Linked DNA regions of Homo sapiens: regions 2 and 3 are each linked to region 1. The links are chromatin contacts, found by Hi-C or POLR2A ChIA-PET in ENCODE. All regions are on one chromosome and are shown on one strand. Each heading gives the region's core, a stretch centred on a gene start or an enhancer-like site at or near the end of the contact. The rest is flanking DNA. Distances are from core to core; before and after follow the strand shown.

The links. A loop is a pair of places that touch in the nucleus more often than their neighbours do. ChIA-PET counts read pairs that join two places held with the same protein, here RNA polymerase II (POLR2A). Pooled maps may share reads with other maps.
Region 2: a loop to region 1 is called in a map of naive thymus-derived CD4-positive, alpha-beta T cell, with 4 times the contacts of the local background. The contact joins the promoter of ARL9 here to the enhancer-like site in region 1. A Hi-C loop is called at or near these places in 1 of 168 maps with a recorded cell type or tissue (naive thymus-derived CD4-positive, alpha-beta T cell) and 1 of 50 pooled maps. POLR2A ChIA-PET finds 5 or more read pairs at or near these places in 1 of 52 experiments (GM12878).
Region 3: a loop to region 1 is called in a pooled map, with 4 times the contacts of the local background. The contact joins the promoter of SPMAP2L here to the enhancer-like site in region 1. A Hi-C loop is called at or near these places in 1 of 37 single-sample maps with no recorded cell type and 10 of 50 pooled maps. POLR2A ChIA-PET finds 5 or more read pairs at or near these places in 3 of 52 experiments (CD8-positive, alpha-beta memory T cell, HEK293T and naive thymus-derived CD4-positive, alpha-beta T cell).

Annotation. Positions count from the first base shown.
Region 1 is chr4:56,756,366-56,760,417 of GRCh38, reverse strand. No RefSeq gene overlaps it. Among named protein-coding and RNA genes, the nearest start is that of CHAER1, 54 kb to the right of the region's middle. RefSeq lists enhancers at 54-895, 1,867-2,036, 2,167-2,226, 2,557-2,626. Within about 2 kb of position 2,802, at least 26 of the 41 ENCODE cell types and tissues checked have a DNase peak (open chromatin) inside an H3K27ac peak, as active enhancers do; they include GM12878, where a contact is called at or near this core.
Region 2 is chr4:56,503,827-56,507,878 of GRCh38, reverse strand. It overlaps ARL9 (ARF like GTPase 9), which reads right to left and starts at 2,088. Exons shown (of 4, transcript NM_001363794.2): 1 at 1,738-2,088. The coding sequence starts at 2,016.
Region 3 is chr4:56,528,782-56,532,833 of GRCh38, reverse strand. SPMAP2L (sperm microtubule associated protein 2 like) reads right to left here and starts at 2,228. Exons shown (of 9, transcript NM_001256475.2): 1 at 1,665-2,228. The coding sequence starts at 2,157. LOC105377665 (a long non-coding RNA gene) reads left to right here and starts at 2,348. Exons shown (of 4, transcript XR_941077.1): 1 at 2,348-2,484. RefSeq lists an enhancer at 1,221-1,754.

The DNA.
Region 1 (4,052 bases), core at 1,553-4,052:
AAGATGGAGGTTGGCCAGATCAGCTGTCCTTCACTGCCATAATTGTCTCACTGTTATAATTTTTGCAAAGGCAGTTCTACCGGGAGGAGGACTTCCTTCCCACCAGGCATAAAGAAACAAAAGAAGAAAGTAAATGTGTCAGCAGTACTCCTTGAGAATGTCAGTCCAGGCTCCCACATATGGTCACAGCAGATTTAAACTCCCATTTTCCTTTCCACTCCTGGACCTCATGGATCCCCCACTGCCTCTTTACATAGTGGTCCTACATTCTGGTTTGATGAAAACAATTCTAGGCCAGGTGTGGTGGTTCATGCCTGTAATCCTAGTGTTACTGGAAAGGGGTCCTGATCCAGACCCCAAGAGAAGGTTCTTGGATCTCTTGCAAGAAAGAATTCAAGGCGAATCCAGAGTAATGTGAAAGCAAGTTTGTTAAGAAAGCAAAGGAACAGGCCAGGCGTGGTAGCTCAAGCCTGTAATCCCAGCACTTTCGGAGGCCGAGGCGGGCGGATCACAAGGTCAGGAGATTGAGACCGTCCTGGCTAACAAGATGAAACCCCATTTCTACTAAAAAATACAAAAAATTAGCTGGGTGTGGTGGCGGGCACCTGTAGTCCCAGCTACTCAGGAGGCTGAGCCAGGAGAATGACGTGAACCCAGGAGGCAGAGCTTGCAGTGAGCCGAGATCGTGGCACTGCACTCCAACCTGGGCAACAGAGCGAGACTCTGTCTCAAAAAAAAAAAAAAAAAAAGAAAGGAAAGTAAAGGAATAAAGAATGGCTACTTCATAGGCAGAGCAGCGCCATGGGCTGCTCAGCTGCTTACACTTATTGTTACTTCTTGATGATATGCTAAACAAGGGGTAGATTATTCATGAGCTTTCTGGGAAGTGGGTGGGCAATTTCCGTAACTGAGGGTTCCTCCCCTTTTTAGACCATATAGGGTACTTGCTGACATTGCCATGGCATTTGTAAACTGTCAGTGCGCTGGTGGCAGTGTCTTTTAGCATACTAATGCATTATAATTAGCAATATAATGAGCAGTGAGGATGACCAGAGGTCACTTTCATTGCCATCGTGGATTTGGTGGGTTTTTGCTGGCTTCTTTACCACAACCTGCTTTATCAGCAAGGTCTTTGTGACCTGTATCTTGTGCCGATCTCCTATGTCATCCTGTGACTTGAGTGCCTAACCTTCTGGGAATGCAGCCCAGTAGGTCGCAGCCTTATTTTACCCAGTCTCTATTCAAAATGGAGTTGTTCTGGTTCAAATGACTCTGACACTAGCACTATAGGAAGCTGAGGCGGGAGGATCGCTTGAGCTCAGGAGTTCAAGACCAGACTGGGCAACATAGCGAGACCTTGTCAGTACAAAATACAAACAAAATTAGCCGGGAGTGGTGGCATCTGCTTGTAGTCCCAGCTACTTAGAATGCTGAGATGGGAGAATTGCTTCAGCCCAGCAAGTCAAGGCTGCAGTGTGCTATGATCGTGCCACTGCACTCCAGCCTGGGTGACAGAGTGAGACCCTGTCTCAAAACAAAAAATAAAGCAATTGCAAATATTTGAAACCCCCAAAAAGAATGGGGAAGGGGTGAATCCTATCTTTACTTAATATTTTGGTTATTGTTCATGATCAGTTCTTTTGCATTAATTTTGATTTGCTAAAATACTGCATTAAAATACCATTTATCCTAATTACCGAGAGTCTAGGCATCCCCTTCCTTACCTCACCCTAGTCCCAGCCCTTCAAGTGCCTCAATTTATAAGACTTTCTGGTAAGAGCCCTTTAGTGAGCTCACCTGTTGCGTTCTGAATAGGGATCAGTTTTTTAATGTTTTCATATACGTTTTCAGGAACACAGCTAGTATATAACAAAAGGAAGGACTCTCCTGTATATTTTTTCTTGGTGTTTTAAAGCCCATGCATACGAACAAATGTCTCCAATGACACAGAATCTCCAACTCCAGTTGCAAATCCTCTCTCACCCAACAGGCACTCTTTATTCGGAAGAGAACTTCCTTTAACCCTGAGTAGGAACTAAAATTCAAGTCATGTAAAAACAACACTTTTCAAAAGTGCCAGTATTTTGCTTTCTTCCTGTCCTCTGGTATGTGTTCTAAGTGCTTTTTTTAACAAACTAGTCTGACAGAAACCGCAACTGCAGGAAGCTGGAGCCCAAAATAAATAACTATATTTAAAAAAAAACACTTAGGTTCAGCTCTTAAAGAGCTAAACAGGCTCATAGCAAGTAAAACCCAGTCCTCTGCAGTAAAACCACCTCCCTCCCTACCTTATTGCTGAAAGTCAAGCTCCTGCCCTCCTACCCTAGACTTTCCATCCTAAGAGTCCCAGTCCCTCCTACTTTGAAGCCAAACGCATGGCTCCAGAGATGCCTGGCTTCACTCTGCCTCCTTCCTCCTGGAGGGCCGGAGCAGGGGCTTCACACTCACAGGGTGACAGAGCAGCACAGGACAGAATGACTCAGGTGGCAGGAACGCTCTGGTTGCTTGATGAGCAAAGCGTGTGGGGGAGGAGCAAATGGCTTCGACCAAGCAGCAGATGAGCAAGGCAGTCTAAGAGGAGAAAAGGGAATCACATAATTTGTATTTGTACTTTCTTTAAAAAAAAAAAAGACCAAAAACCAAAGAAACAAAGCTCAGATTCTACTTAGCGATCTCAAGACTTGCCCACAGATACTCAACTAAGTGTTTAACAATGTCTACACCCTGTCCAGGCCAGCCTGTGTCTCTTCTCCAGCCCGTAGCTGTCAGGTTGTTTTATACGCTGGTGCCACCTGTGGGGCGTGGTACAGGGGGGCCTGCTGGATTACATCTTAGTGTGTATTTACTACACATGCTGCCTGAACTGCCTGCATTCTGGCTGTGGCCTGGTGTATATCCCAGGCCTTGGGTCATTTCCATCCTACGTCTCCCAGAGCCCATAGATACCCGGGGTGGCCTTTAAAACTGGTGTCAGGCTGGGCCTGGAAAGTACCACCCAGATCCAGAACCAGCCTGCAGAATCCAGCTGCCTGGGGTTTGGGAGGGAAGGCCTTGACAGGCACTAAGCTGGCTGTTCCCTGTGAGTCAGAGCACACTGCACTGGGAGTTACATCCCTTGGGATGGGTTGAACAGTCACAACCAGAGGATACAGAGAGTCTCTTCCTTACCTCCTTCAAGCCAACCACGGGCTTTGTGTATTAGTTTTTTCATGTACAAAGCTGTCAAATAGTAAGGTCGAAGGGTATTCCTTGTCCCCTCTTGCTAATAATGCAGGATTCTAGCCCTCTCTGCTTCTCATCTTAGATATTTCTGAATGCTCACAGGAGTTTATCTTGCATCCTTATGATTAAGTCAGTTCAATTTCAATGTTATGTCCTGGACTCTGCTGCCAGTGTCTGGCACTGCTACCCTGTGCTGCTAAAGTGCAGGGCAAAGTAGGGAGACAGCATCATGGCCCCCTTTTTATAGGTTTCACTCTGTTGTTAGGATATAGGAGTGGTACAGTAGGCCAAAAAGTGACCCCCCAAAAGATATCCACATCAAACCCCTAAATCTGTGAATGTTCCCTTGCTGGGGAGAAAAGGTCTTTGCCGATGTGATGAAATTAAGGATCTTGACAGGAGGTGCTTATTCGGCATTATCCAGGTGGACCCCAAATGCAATCACATGTATCGTTATAAGATAGACACACGGAGGGGTTGGACGTGGTGGCTCACGCCTGTAATCCCAGTACTTTGGGAGGCTGAGGTGGGCAGATCACCTGAGGTCGGGAATTCAAGACCAGCCTGACCAACATGGAAAAACACCGTCTCTACTAAAAATACAAAATTAGCTGGGCGTGGTAGCGGGGTGCCTGTAATCCCAGCTACTCTGGAGGCTGAAGCAGAAGAATCGCTTTAACCCAGTGGGCAGAGATTGCGGTGAGCTGAGATGGTGCCATTGCACTCCAGCCTGGGCAACAAGAGCGAAACTCTGTCTCAAAAAAAAAAAAAAAAAGATAGACATACAGACAAGACACAGACATACTACAGAAGACATACAGAGGAGAAGT
Region 2 (4,052 bases), core at 839-3,338, 250 kb after region 1:
TCAGCCTCCCGAGTAGCTGGGATTACAGGCACATGCCACCATGCCCAGCTACTTTTTTTGTATTTTTAGTAGAGATGGGGTTTTGCCATGTTGGCTAGGCTGTTCTGGAACTCCTGACCTCAGGTGATCCACCCACCTTGGCCTCCCAAAGTGCCGGGATTACAGGTGTGAGCCACTGCGCCGGCTTTTTTTTCTTTCTTAGTGGTACCTAGACTAATGTCATCTTAGGCCCTATAAAATAGTGTGAATTAAAAGCAGTTCCCAGGCCGGGCACAGTGGCTCATGCCTGTAATCCCAGCACTTTGGGAGGCCAACGCGGGTGGATCGCTTGAGCTCAGGAGTTGAAGACCAGCCTGGGCAACATGGCGAAACCCCATCTCTACCAAAAATACAGAAATTAGCTAGGCACGGCGGTGTGCACCTGTAATCCCAGCTACTTGGGAGGCTGAGGTGGGAGGATGACTTGAGCCTGGGAGGTGGAGGTTGCAGTGAGCCGAGATCACGCCACTGTACTCAAGCCTGGGCGACAGAGCCAGACTCTGTCTCAAAAAAACAAAAACAAAAATATCAGTTCCCTTTCCAACCACGTTGCTGTCCCTACGCCCATCCTACCTAGAAATTCTGCATTCAGGCTTCCTCACATTTACCTTCTCCTAAGGAAAGCTGAATTTGTAAAACAGTTCAGACACAAAATGTGATTCTGAACACCGTTTTTGTCAAAAGTTATTCCTTTAGCCAAATATGAGTCTATGTAGTCTGTGTTTTACCAGAGATCAAATCTCTGTTAATCCGTGGTGGCTCACGCCTGTAATCCCAGCGCTTTGGGAGGCTGAGGCGGGCGGATTGCTGGAGCCCAGGAGTTTGAGATCAGCCTGAGCTACATGGCGAAACTCCAGCTCTGCACAAAAATACAAAAATTAGCTGGACATGGTGGCGTGTGCCTGTAGTGCCAGTCACTGAGGTTGGGAGATGGGGGCGGTGCCAGGCTGAGGTGGGAGGATCCCTCCAGCCTGAGAGGCAGAGTAAGACCCTGTCTCAAAAAAGAACACACACACACACACACACACACACACACACACACACACACACACAACTGTGTTAATCATTCATAATTGTTTAGAACCAGAGCGCAGCTCTAAGCCAAGGAGCCAGCTCAGGAACTCCAGGAGCACAGAGACCATTCAGCTGACCCAAATAATGCCAAGTTTCTAAGACCTGTCAGTTAAAACTTTTCCGCCATCCATTCATGGTACTGGTGGTCTGAAAACAACTGCAGCGTCCCCAAACACCTCCTGCGTTCAGGAACCCTGCCCCTTCTGACAAAGAACGCATTCAATGCAAAGAGGGCCTGCGTGTGGGGAGGGTTCGGGGCTGGTTTCTAAATGTGGTCAGGTGGTCTGTGCGCTAGTGTTGCGCGCTGGACAGATCTAAGGGCAGTAGAGGGGCCGTTCCCCATGTCCCCATGAAGACCGAGATCTCTTGTCCCTCAACAACAGACCCGACTGAGGTTAAGACACAGGGGTAGCGATAAGGGCTAGGGTGGGCAGGGGGCCCGGGAAAAGGGGATGGGTCGTTCAAAGTTTGGCGCATCTCTTTCATCCATAGGTAAATAGCCCTCAGTTGAGATCCATTCGCTCCCACGCGGTCGGGGGCCTCCGACGTAACAGAGACAGCGCTGGGGTCTGAACGGCCGACAAAAGCCTTGGGGCAAGGGGTCCTGGGCACTGGGTCTCTTACCAGCGGCTCGAGCGGGGTCCTTGTCAAGGTGCTGTCCTTGTTCTCCCCTTTCTCTTCTTGTCCCTTAAATTGTTCCTTCTCTTTGTTTGTCTCCTTCCCTTGCTTTGTCCTCTTTTCCTCTTTCTCTTTTCCCTTTCTCCTCTCCTGCTTCTCTTGCTTTTGTTTAATTTTCTGCTCCACCTCCTTTCTTTTCACTTTCTCTTCCCTACCCTTTTCTCCGATTTTCTCCTCCTGCGTCTCCTTTTCCTTCTCTTTCTTCTTCACTTTCCCCCTCTCCATCCCCAGCGCCGCGGTTTCCTTCCCTCCCGCCGCGTGCCCGCGTGCTGAGCGGTGGCTCTGGGCCCCAGGTGTGGCTCCCGAGGTGCACGCCCGACAGAGACGTAGGCCCCGCGGCGTAGACAACCCGCGGGCGCTGCCAACCCCGGCACCGCCGCCAACCGCCGCTTACCTCGCGGATGCAGGGCTTCTTGCAGCCGATTCGCTGAACCCGCAGGGGTTCGCAAAGAGGGAAGGGCGGAGGCGTACGGATGGATTGAGCCCAGCCAAGCGAAACCAAGAGGTCCCAACCAGGACGTGGGACAGTTCGGCGGGGTATATCATTGCTGCAGAAAAAGCGTCCCTAGCGCGATTACCTCGGGCCAGGCAGGGTGGCTAAGAGCCTTCCACGTGGGCCGCAGTCTAAGCAACCTTAGCGTCTGACGTCTCCGGCTTCAATCCCGAGACCGGCCAGCCTGTGTGAAGAACCCCTGGGGCGTCAGAATCCAGAGGTTCCGGGAGGATTCTCAGCCTTCCCTCAGCTCCCAACCATGAGCCTGTACTGCTCATGTCATGTATTTCTCCGCCCTCTCCCGAGTAAACTCCGCTAGGAGTGTCTCCAGACTACTACCCAGGATTATTAGTTGACTATTACCCAGGATTATTAAAGACAAATAGAAGAACGTGAATGGGTTCCATTGTTTTAAGTTCCTGTTTTGTTTTTGAGACGGAGTCTCTGTCACCCAGGCTGGAGTGCAGTGGTGCGATCTCAGCTCACAGCAACCTCCGCCTCCCGGATTCAAGCGATTCTCCTGCCTCAGACTCCCAAGTAGCTGGGATTACAGGCGTGGGCCACCACGCCCGGCTAATTTTTGTATTTTTAGTAGCGACGGGGTTTCACCATGTTGGCCAGACTGGTTTCAAACTCCTGACCTCAAGTGATCCTCCCCGCCTCTGCCTCCCAAAGTGCTGGGATTATAGGCATAAGCCGCCGTGCCCGGCCTGTATTTCACTTTAAAAAAAATTATTCGGAGATAGCCTGCCAGGATCACAGCTGCTAGTAATGCTCAGTATTAAAACCAAAACCAAATAGTCTAGTCACTTCTAATTATCTAATAAATGGTAAATAAGGCACACGAAGGGCTTTTCAAAGGTGGTATTGTTTCTCAAACTGGCTAAGAAATATCTGGAGGGTTCCTTTTATCTTGCTAAACTGAACTCTTTAGTATATTTCAGTTTAGCACAATTATATATTTTTTGAGACAGTCTCGCTCTGTCGGCCAGGCTGGAGTGCAGTGACACAATCTCGGCTCACTACAACTTCCACCTCCCGGGTTCAAGCAATTCTCCTGCCTCAGCCTCCCGAGTAGCTGGGATTACAGGCATGTGCCACCATGCCCAGCTAATTTTTGTATTTTTAGTAGAGACGGAGTTTCACCATGTTGGCCAGGCTGGTCTCGAACTCCTGACTTCAGGTAATCCGCCTGATTGGGCCTCCCAAAGTGCTGGGATTACAGGCATGAGCCACCGCACCCGTCCAGCACAATTATTTTTTGAGACGGAGTTTCACTCTTGTTGCCCAGGCTGGAGTGCAGTGGTCCGATCTCAGCTCACTGCAACCTCTACCTCCCAGGTTCAAGCGATTCTCTTGCCTCAGCCTCGCACGTAGCTGGGATTACAGGCATGAGCCACCATGCCTGGCTAATTTTGTATTTTTAGTAGAGATGGGGTTTCTCCACGTTGGTCAGGCTGGTCTCGAACTTCTGACCTGAGGTGATCTGCCCGCCTCGGCCTCCCAAAGTGCTGGGATTACAGGTGCGAGCCACCGTGCCCGGCCACAATTATTTTTCAATGTAATAAACTTATTTTCCTTCATTGTATCTGTTTCAAATAGACTTGTAAGGAACAATGAATAGCAGGTTCCAGAAGGCTTGAGTGATGCAATGATATTTAAGGTTGGCTGTTCCCAATAGCATTGGAATTGCTATGCTTAATGACTTTTTCAAAGGTTTACTTCTGTTTATACACACACCAAGATGAATTTTCAGTAAGTTTACACG
Region 3 (4,052 bases), core at 979-3,478, 230 kb after region 1:
AGATCTTTCCAAGTGAGGAGATCAGAGAACTGAGAAGCCAAATGGATCATCCAAGTGGATATGAAATCTCCATGCATGATGATAGGAGTGGCGGCAGAGAGAAAAGCAGTAAACTAGAGCAGTTTTGGGAGAGTAGAGGAAAGAAGCCTAACCAAATGTGTTGAGAATGAGAGGTGAAGAAATTGAGTCAGTGAGTATAGACAACTCTTTTGACAAGTTCTGCAATGAAGAACAACAGAGAAATGGGGGTGATGCTGGTGGAAGGGGAGAGTCTGAAAATGACATGGGGTCAAGAGTTATTTCAAGATGGAAGATTCTAGAATATGTGTATGATGGTACTGATTAATTAGGGAGAAATTGATGCTGTAGAAGAGAGAGGATAACTGCAGGAAGAAAGTTCTTCAGGAAATGAGAGTGGTATCTAAAGCATAAGTGAAGGATTTTGCTTTTCATTAAAAAAAAAGGCACAATTCTTCCCTGAAATATGAGAAAAGGCAGAATTCATGGGTACAGATGCGGGTAAAGCAATAGATCCATTGTAAGAAAATAAGGGATTTCATGATTGATCACTTCTATTTTCTCGATAAAGAATGGGGCAAAGTCTTCAGCTGGGTGGGGGGGTCAAAGGTGTGAAGTTTAGAGGAGAGTAAGGCAGTTAGTCATCTTCAGAGACTGGGAAAACCAACTTACTAAGGGAATAAAGTGAGCTTGCCAGGCAGTGCCAAGTGACCAGTTGAAATGAAATTGAAATAAACCAGACAGTATGACTGTGCAATTTTGCACAGCAAGAGTCAACTGCTGAGGTGTAGGAAGCGAGTAGATGGACGGCTGGGTTTAATCAGGGTTGAGGTTTTGTCAGAAGTATGATGGATAACCAGAGAGCCAATGGAATGGTGGAAGACATAAGGGAGCAACTGCAATGGCAGACCATGGAATCGAGGCTGGATAAGGAGCAGTCAGTGAGAACATAAGATAAAAATTGGTTTCCCAAAAGATTGGCGGTCCAATGAGGACAAATAATTGCTTTGGGTTGGGTCATTAGTGAGGGGTCATAAATGAGCGAGTGGGGTCAGAGCAAGGATGTTTATAACCAAGTCCCATCTGCTCTGTTACCTTGTGAAGGTGGTGAGGACTGAGCATATCGTGAGCACTTTGTAGATGCATACTCTTTGAATACTTGCTCAATGAATGCTTTGTTTCCACATGTGACCATATGCCAAACACTGACGAAAATATCCTCCCTTCAAGGATCACTCTCTTTAGTTAAAGAGAAAGATGAATGGTGAAATACAAGATCTTAAGTGCTCTAATAAGGGTAACATTCAAAGTGCAACCCAGAGGGATGCAATGACTAACTGTAGAGGCGAATGAAGAAGGGCTTCAAAAGGAGGTAACAATAGCTCATTAGATAGCAGTGGAAGACAAGAGATTCAGCTTCTCTCATTATCAGGGTGTCAGTTTCCCATCTGAGTCCCTTGAAACGCAAGGGCTGATGACTGCGAAGCAACAGGTAAATGACACGAGTTCTTTTCAATATGGCAAGCTCTTGCATGCAAACCTCCACCTTAGGACCCCCGGTTCTAGATGGGGCGTGGGTGCTCAGCGCGTGGGGAATGAGGGGAAGGGAGAAGCAGGAGAGGGGACGAGGGAAGGGGAACACCTACCACCCAGGAAAGACAGCTGAGGCCGTGGCGGGGCTCTGGTGATCAGAGAGGGGGAGATCATTACTGCGGCGCTGGGAAGCAACTCGGTTTCCTTGGCCTCGCGGGACTTGCGGGGCTCACGGGTGTGGCGGAGCTGGCGGGGTTCACGGGCCTTGAGGAGTTTGGGGGCTGCATGGGGCCCATGGAGTTCGTAAGGTGCATAGGAGTCCCGGGGCTTGTGGGGCGCATAGGGAGCGTGGGGCTCATAGGACTCATGAGGCTCATCACATTCCTCGGACTCGTCTCTCTGGTCTTGCTCCCTGACCTCCTCGGGTTCCTCGGGATTCTCGTGTTTCTCGGGATCCTCGGACTCCTCAAGCTCTCTGTGAGTGTCGAGAATCCTGAGCACAATGGGCTTCTGGAAGACTTCGGAGCAAGTGGATATTTCTGTTGAGACCTGCCCATCGGTCACCTCGGACGGCGCAGATGAACTTAGAAACTCTTGGTTCTCCATTCGCGCCAGAAGCTTCTGTCGCGCGCGGGACTCACCCTCCCGACTGGTTGCCCAGGCGCAGTTTGCTCTCTGCGCGATACGATAAGGGCTGCCGGGGCCCCCCGCGCCCAGCCCCGCCCCGAGCCCCGCCCCGAGCCCCGCCCCAGCCCTACACAGCCCCGCCCCGGTCTAGCCCCCGAGCCCCGCCCTAGTCCCACACAGCCCCGCCCCGGCCGGACTCAGCCTCATCTCACTCCGCCTTCCTGCGCGTTGTACGGTTGCCAAGGGGACGCACCACTCTCCAGGACCTTCTGGGCGCATCTGGGGACTAAGAAAAGCCAGAGACAGGTCGGTGGAGATAGGAGACGAGATGCTGACCCTGTTCCCCGTGTCCAGAGCAAGGATTCTCGCCTGCTGTCGTTCGCGGAGGCCCTGGGGTAGAACATGTCAGTTTCTAATCTAGTTAGGGCGCCCCTCAGACCCCAGAGGCAATCTGTAAAGAGCTTGTGCCCAGAGGTTCCTGGACACAATCTCTATACGGGCTTTTGTCCCCTAATCATGCTGGGAGAGGATGCCGAGACTGATAATATTCTAAGGCCCTCAGTTACTAACACTGATTTCCATCAATTTCTAGTTAAATGCACGACCATCAGAATGGAGCGGGGGCGGGGGGCGGGGGGTGTGGGGGAGGTGGATCCACCAGTGCGACATTTGACATAAGCTTACATTCAAGAAGAGTCTCAAACTTGAATGTTTTACTTTATCTCCACATGAAGTTCTATACACAGTCACAAAGAAACACTGACTGGATTAAAAGAAAAATATATTCATCTACAACTTGTGTCTCATTACAGGGCTCACTATCTACTGAAGCATGCTATCAGCTACTTTTTATAAAGGGCTGTAATTATCTTGTGAACAGTACAACTGTGTGCTGTGTTCTGTGGGTGCGTCCATTAATTTGTTAACTGTGGTATCTTTTAAATATACCACACTTCTTGTAACCCTGTTTTTGGCATCCTCTCTTTTTTATCACTTATTATACCAAGAGACTTTAAAAACATAGGTGGCCTGGCCGTCTCTCAATCCTTGAGGAGTGCTTTCAGCTAATTTTCATGGTGGTGACAGTGTGATAGAGGGGAATAGAAGTGGTGGAGTTTTACTGATGTGTTTATTTTCAAGGGAAGGGACTAGAGGTGTTGAGGAATAAGTTGTCTGTTAAAATATTTAGTAAACCCAAGTACCCCTTTTGCTCGTTACTGGGTATTCCTTGTATGTACTTAGTCTCATAGATGCTAAGAAAAGTTAGAAGAGAAATATTTTGGATTGTGAATGTTATCTGGAATGGAACTAGAAGATTCATTCTAGCATGTGCGTATATGAATCGGAATCTCCTTCAACCTTACTTTGATAGAGATGTGTGTAATATTGTATGGAAGTTCAGGAAATATCCCCCAAAACTTGGAAGGAGAAATAAAGCTACTCTCAGAGAGTTTTAACTCAACCTTTAAACCAATCAGGGAGGAGTTATGTAAATCCACCTTAAAGAGGCAGGATGGCCCTTAAATCAGTAAAAGTAGTCCCTGGTTACATGAAATGTCTTCGAAAGTCCAAAGAACATGTCAATTGAAAGAGGGGGATTCAGGCCACTGTGAATGTACAGAATGAGCATCATAGAGGCTGTGCCTTCTCAAAAACTGCAGAAAGGAGGGGATCTAAGCCAATAGACTGCAATTGTTACAGCCTATCTTTTAGGCCCACTTGCTATGAATGTGGTGCCACTGTATATCAAAATATTCATGTTTAGCTTTCTTTCCTTCTTTTTTATTTGGGACAGGGTCTGGCTCTGTCGTCCAGGCTGGAGTGCAGTGGAGCAATCTTGACTCACTGCAACTTCTGCCTCTTGAACTCACACC